Linked DNA regions of Homo sapiens: region 1 is linked to region 2. Evidence: chromatin loops called from intact Hi-C (ENCODE). Cell type or tissue: psoas muscle. All regions are shown on one strand. Each heading gives the region's core, and the rest is flanking DNA. Links, peaks and the distances in the headings are about the cores only. Region 1 has its middle 66 kb from the start of STMND1. Region 2 overlaps CAP2 (cyclase associated actin cytoskeleton regulatory protein 2).

The links. A loop is a pair of places that touch in the nucleus more often than their neighbours do. Peaks named below come from ENCODE experiments on the same cell type or tissue, not always from the same donor. Only the 100,000 strongest peaks of a DNase experiment are listed, where the experiment ranks them.
Region 1: it touches region 2 in a loop (2.2-fold over the local background); 1 of 110 quality-filtered maps calls a loop at or near these places.

Annotation. Positions count from the first base shown.
Region 1 is chr6:17,165,313-17,170,695 of GRCh38, forward strand. No RefSeq gene overlaps it. Among named protein-coding and RNA genes, the nearest start is that of STMND1, 66 kb to the left of the region's middle. In psoas muscle, for the core only: a CTCF peak has its summit at 2,276 (motif pointing left); DNase peaks (open chromatin) are centred at 2,209 and 4,109; H3K4me3 peaks cover 2,094 bases; H3K27ac peaks cover 3,372 bases.
Region 2 is chr6:17,481,448-17,486,830 of GRCh38, forward strand. The region is part of intron 4 of CAP2 (cyclase associated actin cytoskeleton regulatory protein 2); the gene reads left to right. Among named protein-coding and RNA genes, the nearest start is that of CAP2, 91 kb to the left of the region's middle. In psoas muscle, for the core only: no CTCF peak of the experiment used is centred there; DNase peaks (open chromatin) are centred at 2,324 and 2,914; H3K4me3 peaks cover 843 bases; H3K27ac peaks cover 4,902 bases.

The sequences.
Region 1 (5,383 bases), core at 148-5,147, 320 kb before region 2:
GAAAATAACTTGGACTACATCATTTAAAAATAATGGTTTAATAACTTTTCATCATAAGTTACTAATAGATGACAAGTACTATACCACAACTTAATCCGTATTTATATCACTCTGTGTTAATTACCTGGTTGTGGCACAGCTCGCTGTAGAATCCAAAGGCATTGCCTATGTTCACTAGCAGGAAAATGAACCGCAGCCTCTGTATTGAGCAACAGATTTGCTTTCTCATGCATAACTGTTTGGAAGAAACCCCAAAGCTCCAGTATCCATACAAGTCCTGGAATTCTCACAGATGAATTTTCAAGATAATTCTTATTCATTTTGTAGCAATTCCCCCTCTGTACACCCATTTCCTGTTTGATTATTTTTAGCATTACTCAAGCTGGAGATTCTGATCTGTCGGTAACAAGCTCTACCCTCAACTTGCTCGTTAAGGTAGTCAGCAAGGCTCTTTAAGAACATCCAGAAATCTCAAATTAAGGGGATGAAACCCCAGGAATAGATCACCTAAAAGATGAATGGAATGGGCTTCTCATTTCTCCTGTGTGCAATATACAGAAAGAATTTTCACTGTATTTAATTGCCTTTCCCTCTCATTGATATCTGGCTCTTTAAAGGCGTGCAAGATAGTTAGTTAAAAAAGAAAAAATGTCTGTACCCATGGCAACCTCTGATGAAAAGGACCAGCAGCTATTTCCAAGGATAGGTGCTTTAGATGAAAGACCTGAAGCTATGAGAGGCCAGCCAACATAGAAAGCAAATGTGTGGGCCGGGCGCGGTGGCTCACGCCTGTAATCCCAGCACTTTGGGAGGCCGAGGCGGGCGGATCACGAGGTCAGGAGATCGAGACCATCCCGGCTAAAACGGTGAAACCCCGTCTCTACTTAAAAAAATACAAAAAATTAGCCGGGCGTAGTGGCGGGCGCCTGTAGTCCCAGCTACTTGGGAGGCTGAGGCAGGAGAATGGCGTGAACCCGGGAGGCGGAGCTTGCAGTGAGCCGAGATCCCGCCACTGCACTCCAGCCTGGGCGACAGAGCGAGACTCCGTCTCAAAAAAAAAAAAAAAAAAAAGAAAGCAAATGTGTGGTGCACCGTAACAGCATTCCTTCCAGGAGAGGAGTACTTTGGGATTGAAGATATCTCAAGTGGCCTTTTCAAAAACCCAATTGAAGTAATAGTTTACAAACAGCACTGTATCATAATGAGCATAAACATTTCTGTGAATAACACAATTTTCATTTCTATCTATTGTCATAATTGCTGCATAATATTCCACCCAATGGATATAATGTATATTTTTAGGCTGGGTGTGATGGCTCATGCCTGTAATCCCAACACTTTGGGAGGCTGAGGCAGGCGGATCACTGGAGCCCAGGAGTTCAAGATCAGCCTGGGCAGCATGGAGAAACCCCATCTGTACATAAAAGATACAAAAATTAGCCAGGCATGGTGGCACACACCTGTAGTTCCAGTTACTTGGGAGGCTAAGGCAGGAGGATTGCTTGAGTCTGGGAGGCAGAGGTTGCAGTGAGCCAAGAATGCACCACTGCACTTCCAGCCTGGGTGACAGAGCAAGACTCTGTCTCAAAATACGTGTATATATGTATGTGTGTGTATATATATATATATATATATATATATATATAATTTTTTTTAATTTTTCTCATGTTGTTTAATACTTTGACTGCTTCTGATATTGCACTGTTAGCAATAACCATGATGAACATCTTTTTCCAAGTAGGTTTTCCCATATTGTGAATTGTTTCCTTATAATAGACTCTCAGAAAGGAATTATGGAGTCAAAGGATAAGAACATTTTTATAGTTCTTGATCCATGCTGCCCAATGGATTCTGTCAATTGAAGACCAATTTCACTCTATCCCTGTGAACCCTCAATATCATTAAAATAATTTTAATGTTGATTTGCACTGAAATGATTACTACTAAAGCTAAACATTTTCCATATATTCCTTATTCATTTATGTCTCTTTTTGTGAATTATTTATGTGATAGTTTGGAAACCAATGGCAGAGAAGAAGTTAAGTTCTGAAGCTTTCTAATACCTTCAAACACTTCCTTTCACACATCTCAACTACCTGTGACTAGCAGGCCAGAAAAATTCCCATGACACTATTATCACACCAGGCCGCTCTGCTGGGAGTGAGCACGTCCCATGTGGTTTCAGGCCAATCCAGAAGTGCCTTTGTGTTACCCACTGCCTTCTTCTGGCTGCCTGTCTGCCCTCTGGCGTCTCAGAGAGGTGATGCTGCCACTTCTGCGGCTGGATACTTGATTCCTGAAATCCGTGGTTCCCGACATTGATTGCATATTAGAATCATCTGGGGAACTCTTAAAATTCCCAATACCCAGAACTTTCTATACACCAATTAAACCAGCTTTCTTGGCATCAGTGTTTGTGAAAGCTCGATTGAGGATTCCAAGGTGCAGCCAAGGTTGAGAACCACAGCTTTAAATCCACAGTCATAAGGAGCACCCAACTAGGCATTCAGGATACAAAGCCCTGTGCAAGTTCACTGCTGCCCTCGGGCAGCTCACAACCCCCGTGGTGGGGACAGAAAAAGGTTTGAATGACAAAGCACACTCTGAATGTTATAAAAGGGAGTAATCATAAATAAATAAGTATATAAACATATATATTTATAATTAAATAGTACATATATTTATAAAAAGTAAAATATAGTTATTTAAATAAATATATGTATACATTTACTTTTATTAACTATAACTTGATCAACCAGTACCATCAACTTAAGGAAATTTTTGTGCACGCAGTTTTTATCATTAAGGGGTAAGCTATATAAAAACAGAGACTTGTTAAAAACACACAGGTAACAAACGCTGAGTTTGTGAATATCTCTGAACTTTCAGCCACTACTAACCTACAAGGTTGATTTTCCACATACGGGCGCTGATTTTTTTTAAAGGATGACCTTAAAACACTTTCAGATTCTGGCTTGCCTAAGAAATGGTTGCTTATGTTCACTATGCTATATTTACTAAGGCACAAAATATATATATATATATATATATATATATATATATATATATATGCATGCAGATTAGAAAAACCATTTAAAAACTAGAGATAAAAAGGGTTTTCGCTTGACTTCTCTTAAGAAATTTAACTCATTGCATTATTTCTCCCTGGGGGTACTGGAGCAGTATTTACCTATTCACCACGTGGTGCTTTGGACAAATTCGTAAATTATGGGCTTTGCCATAGTCAATGTCCCTACAACATCTCTTCTGACAAACCCAAGCCCCATTCTGTGGAAGACAAGTCTCTTCATTCAAGATCTGGATCAAAAGCATCAGAAATTGTTTTCTTACGTTTTGCTAATTGAGAATGTTAGGCCTGCTTGAATGGTATTTATAATTATAAATCCAAATACTGTCTTTAGAATTTTAAAAATCTATCTCATTATTTTACTGAATCTTAATGCATTTCCCCCCAAATTATCAAGATAATTATAGGTTTTAAAATGAAGCTGGGTGCCGTGGCTCATGCCTGTAAATCCCAGCGCTTTGGGAGGTGGAGGCGGGAGGATTGCTTGAGTCTGGGAGTTTGAGACCAGCCTGGGCAACACAAGGGGGCCCTGTCTCTACTAAAATTAAAAATAAAAATTAGCCAGGCATGGTGGTGCACCCCTGTAGTCCTAGCTACAGAGAAGTTAAAGTGGGAAATGGCTTGAGTCCAGGAGTTTGAGGCTGCAGTGAGCTATGATCACGCTACTGCACTCCAGCCTGGGTCACAGAGCAAGACTGACCCTGTCTCTAAAAAAAAAAAAAAAAAAAGTGAAAATAAATAAATGAGTAAAACGGCTTTATAGGCTTCATCTTACAGACATTTAGCCCTTGCTTTTTCTACTAAGGCCAATAATGAAATATAGCTCCAATCGTCTATATATAAACACACAGACACACATTAGACCTCAAAGAATTGAATTTATTTTTATGGGTTAAAGCATTTGAATGTTATCTGAGACAGGATTAAAGGCAAAGTGTTCCTGACTCTTCCTAACGGAAATAGGATCATCGCTGGCCCTGGGCCTGGTGGTTGAGTCCTCAGCTAGAATCATATACTGTATTCAAAAAAAAGACAGTTGAGCTCAGAAGCGTGTCCCAGGGTAAAATTGCTGCCCTAGCGGCTGTGCAAATTCTCAGGAAGCTAGATCAGAATTTCCAAGAGGCAGCTGGTCACGGCCATTCCTTCAGCTATCCTGGAAAGGGCAGGATTCTTGACCATGCTGGAGGCCCAGATGCCAAATAGGACCCAGTGTTCATGCTCACATAACCGCAGGCCCTGACTCATGAATTTTTGTTTCTGGCATCTATGTTGATATAGATACTCTATTAGAATAACTCTGGGCTCTTCTGTTGTAAAACCAAGCTTGATATGAAGCGCCAGAGAAGGCCAAAGACATATTTATTTCCCTCGATCACTAAGACAAATGTCACCTCAGAAAAACCAGATGTTAATGAGCAGGGGAAACAACAGTATTATTTCATCCTTCCGCTGGCATGGCCTAGAGTTTGGCTGGTCTCTGATCCTGCCTCAGCAAATATGATGCACTTGACATTCATAGCAGTTTCTTGGATGAGGCGATTGGCGCCTGAGTGTTTACATGATTCCAGCTGATTCTCTTTCCTGCCACCCTCTAGGGGCTGAGCCAGCCATGGATGGGATTAGCCAGCCCCTCATTCCAAAGAGTAGTGCCCCCAATCTGTGCTGGTGCTCTGACATGAACACTCTTTCCTCTTCCTAAGAAACATTCGCCAAAGAAAATAAGGTACTTGGAATGAACACACAATTAAATATGGAAGGTGAGAGAAAGGAGAAATGGACACCTACCAAGTCCTAGCTCTTAAAGGAGAATATAATGCTCAAGACCAACACCTCTCCTTGAAGGATAATCTGGGCACATTAGACAGGTAGACTCTCCCTGTCTCATAGCTCTCCCTGCATGAGGTCAGCCAAGCTAAAAGGACTTCCTATTCCCCTAAGAACAACAGAGAGAAGGGAAGCTGCAGGTTAAGTGGCGTTAGCCTTACTTCTAGTAGCTAACCTGGGTGTGGGGTGTCTCTCCCTGTGCTGAGGGAGTGAAGGGAACCAAGAAGAGAAACTTGGATGACCCAGAAAAGGGAATGAGGTCAGACTATAGTTGGACCTCAATAGGACCCTCAGCAAGTAATGCCCTGCCAAACACTTTACATGGCTGATCTCCTTTAATACTCAGACAATTCCATGTGATATTATCATCCCAATTTTGCAAATGAAAAAATTAAAATTTTACATTGTTGAGTGTTGTATTCAGCATCTCACATTAAGTAGCCAAGTCTCATTTGAATCCAGGCCTGTCTG
Region 2 (5,383 bases), core at 328-5,327:
AAAAACTTTTGTTCATCTTCAGCTGTTCATTATTTGTAATTATTATCTGAGATCCTTTTTGAGATTCTGCTAATACCTGATAGTTCCAAGAATTTACTTGCTAATTTACTAACCATTTCCATTATATTCTATTAATCTTTGCATAACATTCTGATTCATTTGTTTCTCAAGTATGTCCTTATAAATCTCTGTCTAGTTTTGTTTCCTACAGTGGCAAAATGGATACATTTCTATGTGACACACTTTTCATATTTTTAATTGGTCAATTTTTCTAAGTCTGAAAATATCCTTCTCTGCCTTCAAAGAGCAAAATGACCCTGGGCAAGTACCTTCTCTTGGCCTTGTCATAGCTTTTCCACCCCATCCTCCCCTCCTCCAAAGTCTAAGGAGAGAAATCTAATTAGTATTCCATGTCATTAAATACCAGCTCTCTTTACCTGTGATCACTTTAAAGCTTTGCCTTGGCCTTTCTATTTCTTTAAGGTGACAGACATGCATATGTAGGGGAGTTCGGGCATGGGAAGTCACCCACCACTGAGTGAGTGGCTTTCTCTGGATTCTCATGATGTTCGTGCCAAAATTCTATTTCAGTTCAATAAATTTTCTGTTATCTCTGTTCCTAATTTTATACTCATCACGATCCTTTCCTTTCTGTCCTTCAAAGCTTGAGCTTCCTTATTCTGTTTTGTAGGTGTATTCGTCAGCTAGGGCTGCTGGAACAAAATAACACAAAGTTAGTGGCTTAAACAACAGAAGCCTATTCTTTCATAGTTCTGGAGGTTAGAAGTCAAGGCGTAGGCTGGGCGCGGTGGCTCACGCCTGTAATCCCAGCACATGATCTGGCCGAGGTGGGAGATCGAGACCATCCTGGCCAACATGGTGAAACCCCGTCTCTACTAAAAATACAAAAAATTAGCCGGGCATGGTGGCGTGCGCCTGTAGTCCCAGCTACTCGGGAGGCTGAGGCAGGAGAATCGCTTGAACCTGGGAGGCAGAAGTTGCAGTAAGCCGAGATCGCGCCACTGCACTGCAGCCTGGTGAGAGAGCGAGACTCCATCTCAAAAAAAAAAAAAAAAAAAAAAAAAAAAAAAAGTCTAGGCATGGGCAAGGCCACGCTCCCTCAGATGGCCCAAGGGAAGAATCTCTTCTGAGACTCCCTCCTGACTTCTTGAGGGTTGCTGGTAATCTGGTGTTTCGTGGCTTGTAAATGCATCATACTCCGTCTTTATGTTCACGTGGTTTCTCCCTGTGTGTCTGTCTCTGTGTCTACATTTCCCCTTTCCATAGGGACACCTAGTCGTACAGGACCAGGGGCCCTCCCTACTGCAGTACGACCTCATCTTAACCAATTACATCTGCAACAACCCTATTTCCAAATAAGGTCACATTCTGAAGTACTTAGGGTAAGGACATCATCATATGAATTAGTGGGGGGACACCACTCAGCCCGTAACACTAGATTTGTCAGGCATTGTTCTATTGTTATTATCTGTGTAATGCAGGCGTCATTTGGGCCAGTTGTTTAGCGTGTCCTGGCTTACGCCATCACATATTCCTCTGTACCAATAACTGCTTCTTCTCTCTCTCTCTTTGGAAGCTTTCATCGTGAGCCCATTCAGACCTGCTCAGGTGGAGAGTTCCAGGCCCATTTGCCCCTTTAAGTTGCAAAAGTGTGTTTTCATAGGAGTCAGGCTGCCAGTTGGTGGGGTTTCATTTATTCGATTTCTTTATTGTTTATGAAGCCTATCATACTGTGTTTGTTGTGTCTTGTTTTCTTATTTTCTAAAATCTTACAGATAACAATACAAGGAGGGATTACCATCTGTAAAACTCCTTCCCAAAAGTGCAGGGTACATAGATAGCATTCAGCAATTTTCTTGATTTCTTTTTTTTCCTCCATTGTTTTCCTGTCTAATTTTTGTGGACAGTCATATGAAAATCTCGGTGACTTCCTGAGACTTCACGTGCACACGTAGAACTGACGTAAAAATGAAGGAGCGGCATTGGTGTGCATTTGGTCACACTCCAGGGAGACATACCCAGATTAGACCAACTCCTCAGGGTGCAGACAAGGTGACGTCAAAGGACACAGTTGGACTGGGATTCATTCTTACAATGGGATAAGGCAGGGCTTAGGCCCCTGTGAGAAAGAACCAAGTACTGGTTCCTAAAGGAAAGGTATGAAAGACGGGAATGCAAACCCTCATGGAGCCCCAGGGCCCCTTGATAGAGAATTCTCACATGCCCAGCTCCACCACTGTGCCACAAAGCCTTCCAGAAGCCCAACCATCAAGGCTGCTGAGAGATTCCTCTCCCCGGCGTGGCTGACAGGGGTGTTTTCCCCGGCATGGCTGACGGGGTTGTTTTCACACCAGGAGCCACCAGCCCACTGCTCAGTGATAAGGAGCACTCATGAACTCTGCACACGAGCACCCTGAAAAAACCCAGAGGAGCTTGCCCTGGATAGAGCCCCATAGGTTCTCTCCTGTGTGCTTCTTGTCTGTTTCTGGTCACTTCTGCTTGGAGTTGTGTGAGTCCAGTGAGAAGAGTCCCAGAGAGCAGAGTGGCAACTGCTACACTCCCAAGCTTATGTCCTTGGTCTGCCAGCCTGAGATGAGAACTATTTTTGCAGACCAAAATGAAAGACCACGGACTCCCTTTTTTGTTTTTTCTTTGCAGACCAAAATCAAAGACGGATGGACTCTATTTTTTTGGCAGACCGAAATCAAAGATGATGGGCTCCATTCATTTCCTTTCCAGAGCTCTTCCCTGATAGCGAAGATGTTGTGGGCAGAGAAAGATAGAAAAGAATCATTTCCATAGCAGTTGCACGAGTCTGCGTCTGTGTATTCAGTGCTTGGGTGGCTCCCCCTTCTCACGCAAGGCCTTGTCACAAGCTCCTGTGTCATGAATTGTTGGAACCTGCAGCCTGGCTCAAATGACCACAGGGGTGCCTCTTTGTCAGACATACGCTGTGCATCTGGCGGCATCATGAGGGTAATGTGATATGGCTCACAATTTTAATTTTAACAAAAAAATACATCTGTCAGACTCATTTCAGCTGACAGGATAAATATCATATTTCATTGCCAGTTTGTAAACACCTCACTTTTCATCTCTATCTGACATGTTTCCTGGGTGGTTTACAAATTGAAAAATCAAATGGAATACATTTGGGGCCGAGCATGTATGCTATGTCAGTCAAGTCTGAGGGTAGTGTTTATATGGAGCCGGGTCCGTGCAAGCAATACAGAGGTGGCTGACCAGGAAATGTGACAGTGGCAGATTTGTCTTATGTAGAATTGCCTATAGTAAGAAAACCCAGTAGAGAAAGTGGTTTTGAGACCATTCGGCAGCTGCTTTGGACACCTGGAGCCATTTCTTTTACAGATGAAGATGCATTGTGTCATTGTCTCAGGATCCTCGTCCTGTTGCTTCTCTGGCCACAAATTGTTCTTTACCAAAGATGATTTTATTTCACTGTCTTTGAAAATCATTCTTTATAGGTAGAATATGAAGATTCTCTGAAATGATTCCAAAATGCCAAACTCAAACACTATTGTCCGATTTCTTTACTTGCAACAAGAGAGTAGAAGGGACAGTATTTGTTTTGTGATGTTGGGGCGTTCATCAGGGAGAGAATTTGAGATAAGTAGAATAGCAAATAGAAATAGTGAAATAACTAGATTCCCAGTCCTGGGTTTTTTTTTTCTCAGTCCTGTTATAAACAGTACTGATGGCATTTTATGTGAATATTTATGAGGGACCTTTTAATTAAAGGATCTCAAAATTCTCTTATCACCTGTTAGTTAATTTTCACAATGTCATGCTAGAGTGCGTGCATAGTAATGTTATATGCCAAGTACAGATGGAGAGATCAAAGCCTGCAGATGTTCAGTTACAGAACTTGCCAAGAACCTGCAGTGATCAACTGGGCTTTTTCCAGCCTGGGGCACCAGCCTCTGGTTACCGGTGCCACCCGGCTTTCCCCAGCTTGGTAACCAGTGAGAATCAGGTCTAGGGCTAGCTGGAAAACGACAGGAATGGTGACTTTGGACTCACCCCAACCCTTTCCTGCCATGTGAACTCCCACCTCCCACCCACTCATCTTCCTTTCTTGTCAGTCTGTTTATTACTCTGAGCTGATTTCCACTGACCCCAGAAAAGGATTAATTGATAACTACAGGGGTTAGTAATTATTGACAAGGTCACACTTTTCCAAAAAATATATGCATTTTCAAATGGAAATCTAAATGCCAGCCAGGTCTTCCCCAGGCTTGGCTTCCTGCTGTCCTGCTTCAAATACTCTTTTCCTTCATTGTTAGGAACGAGAGATGCATAAGAACCTTCTACAGAAGTAGCCCTCAAACTACCTCTCCATGGCAGGCTCTGCCAAGCCACCACTTAGCGCAGAGGCTTCTGAGGATGAGGAGGGGAAGGATGGAATGGAAGAAGGACATCCTGTTTGTGTTCCCACAATCCACAGCACTATAACTCTCAAAGGGTGAAACAGTGAACATTGGGTGTACCAATTCTGAAAGCCTAAAGTCCCTCATACACAACAATCACCTATAATATATTTGTGGCCAAACATGTTCTAAAATCCAGTAAAATAAGCCAGGCATGGTGGCATGCACCTGTAGTCCCAGCTATCTGGGAGGCTGAGGTCGGAGGACCCCTTGAGTCTTGGAGTTTGAGGCCAGACTGGGCAACATAGCAAGACCCCATCTCTCAAAAAAATACGTTAAACAAACCAATGAGATAGAAAAACTCTGCAAAATCTTGGGAAGTAGAATTCAAGGAAGTTGTGACAGTTGATAATTTAAGCTCAAGCAAATTTTCTCAAGGGAAAAACCTAGATAAATAATTGACAGTGGGTCAGGTGTGGGGGCTCATGCCTGTAATCCCAGCACTGGGAGGCTAAGGCGGGTGGGTAGTTTAAGCCCAGGAATTCAAGACCAGCCTGGGCAACACGACAAAACCCTGTCTCTACTAAAAATACAAAAAAATTAGCCCGGCATGGTGGCGTGCACCTGTAGTCCCAGCTACTCGGGAGGCTGAGGTGGGAGGATCACTGGAGCCCAGGAGGTCCAGGCTGCAGTAAGCCAAGATCACACCACTGCACTCCAGACTGGGTGACTGAGCAAGACCCTGTCTCAAAAAATAAATAAATAAGTAAATAACTGACAGTGTTGAAGCATGGCCAGGATATCATAAGACAATCGAGATTATTCTTTAGAAATCAGCCTCAAAATACCATTGATTAGATGTTTAAAGCCTAGGGATCTAAACATGTTTTCTCTTACCCACTGTTACTGTAATCCAAAGGCCAACTGAAGTCACCCTTCCACTTAGGATCCAGTAAGATGTGCTGGAACCCTCA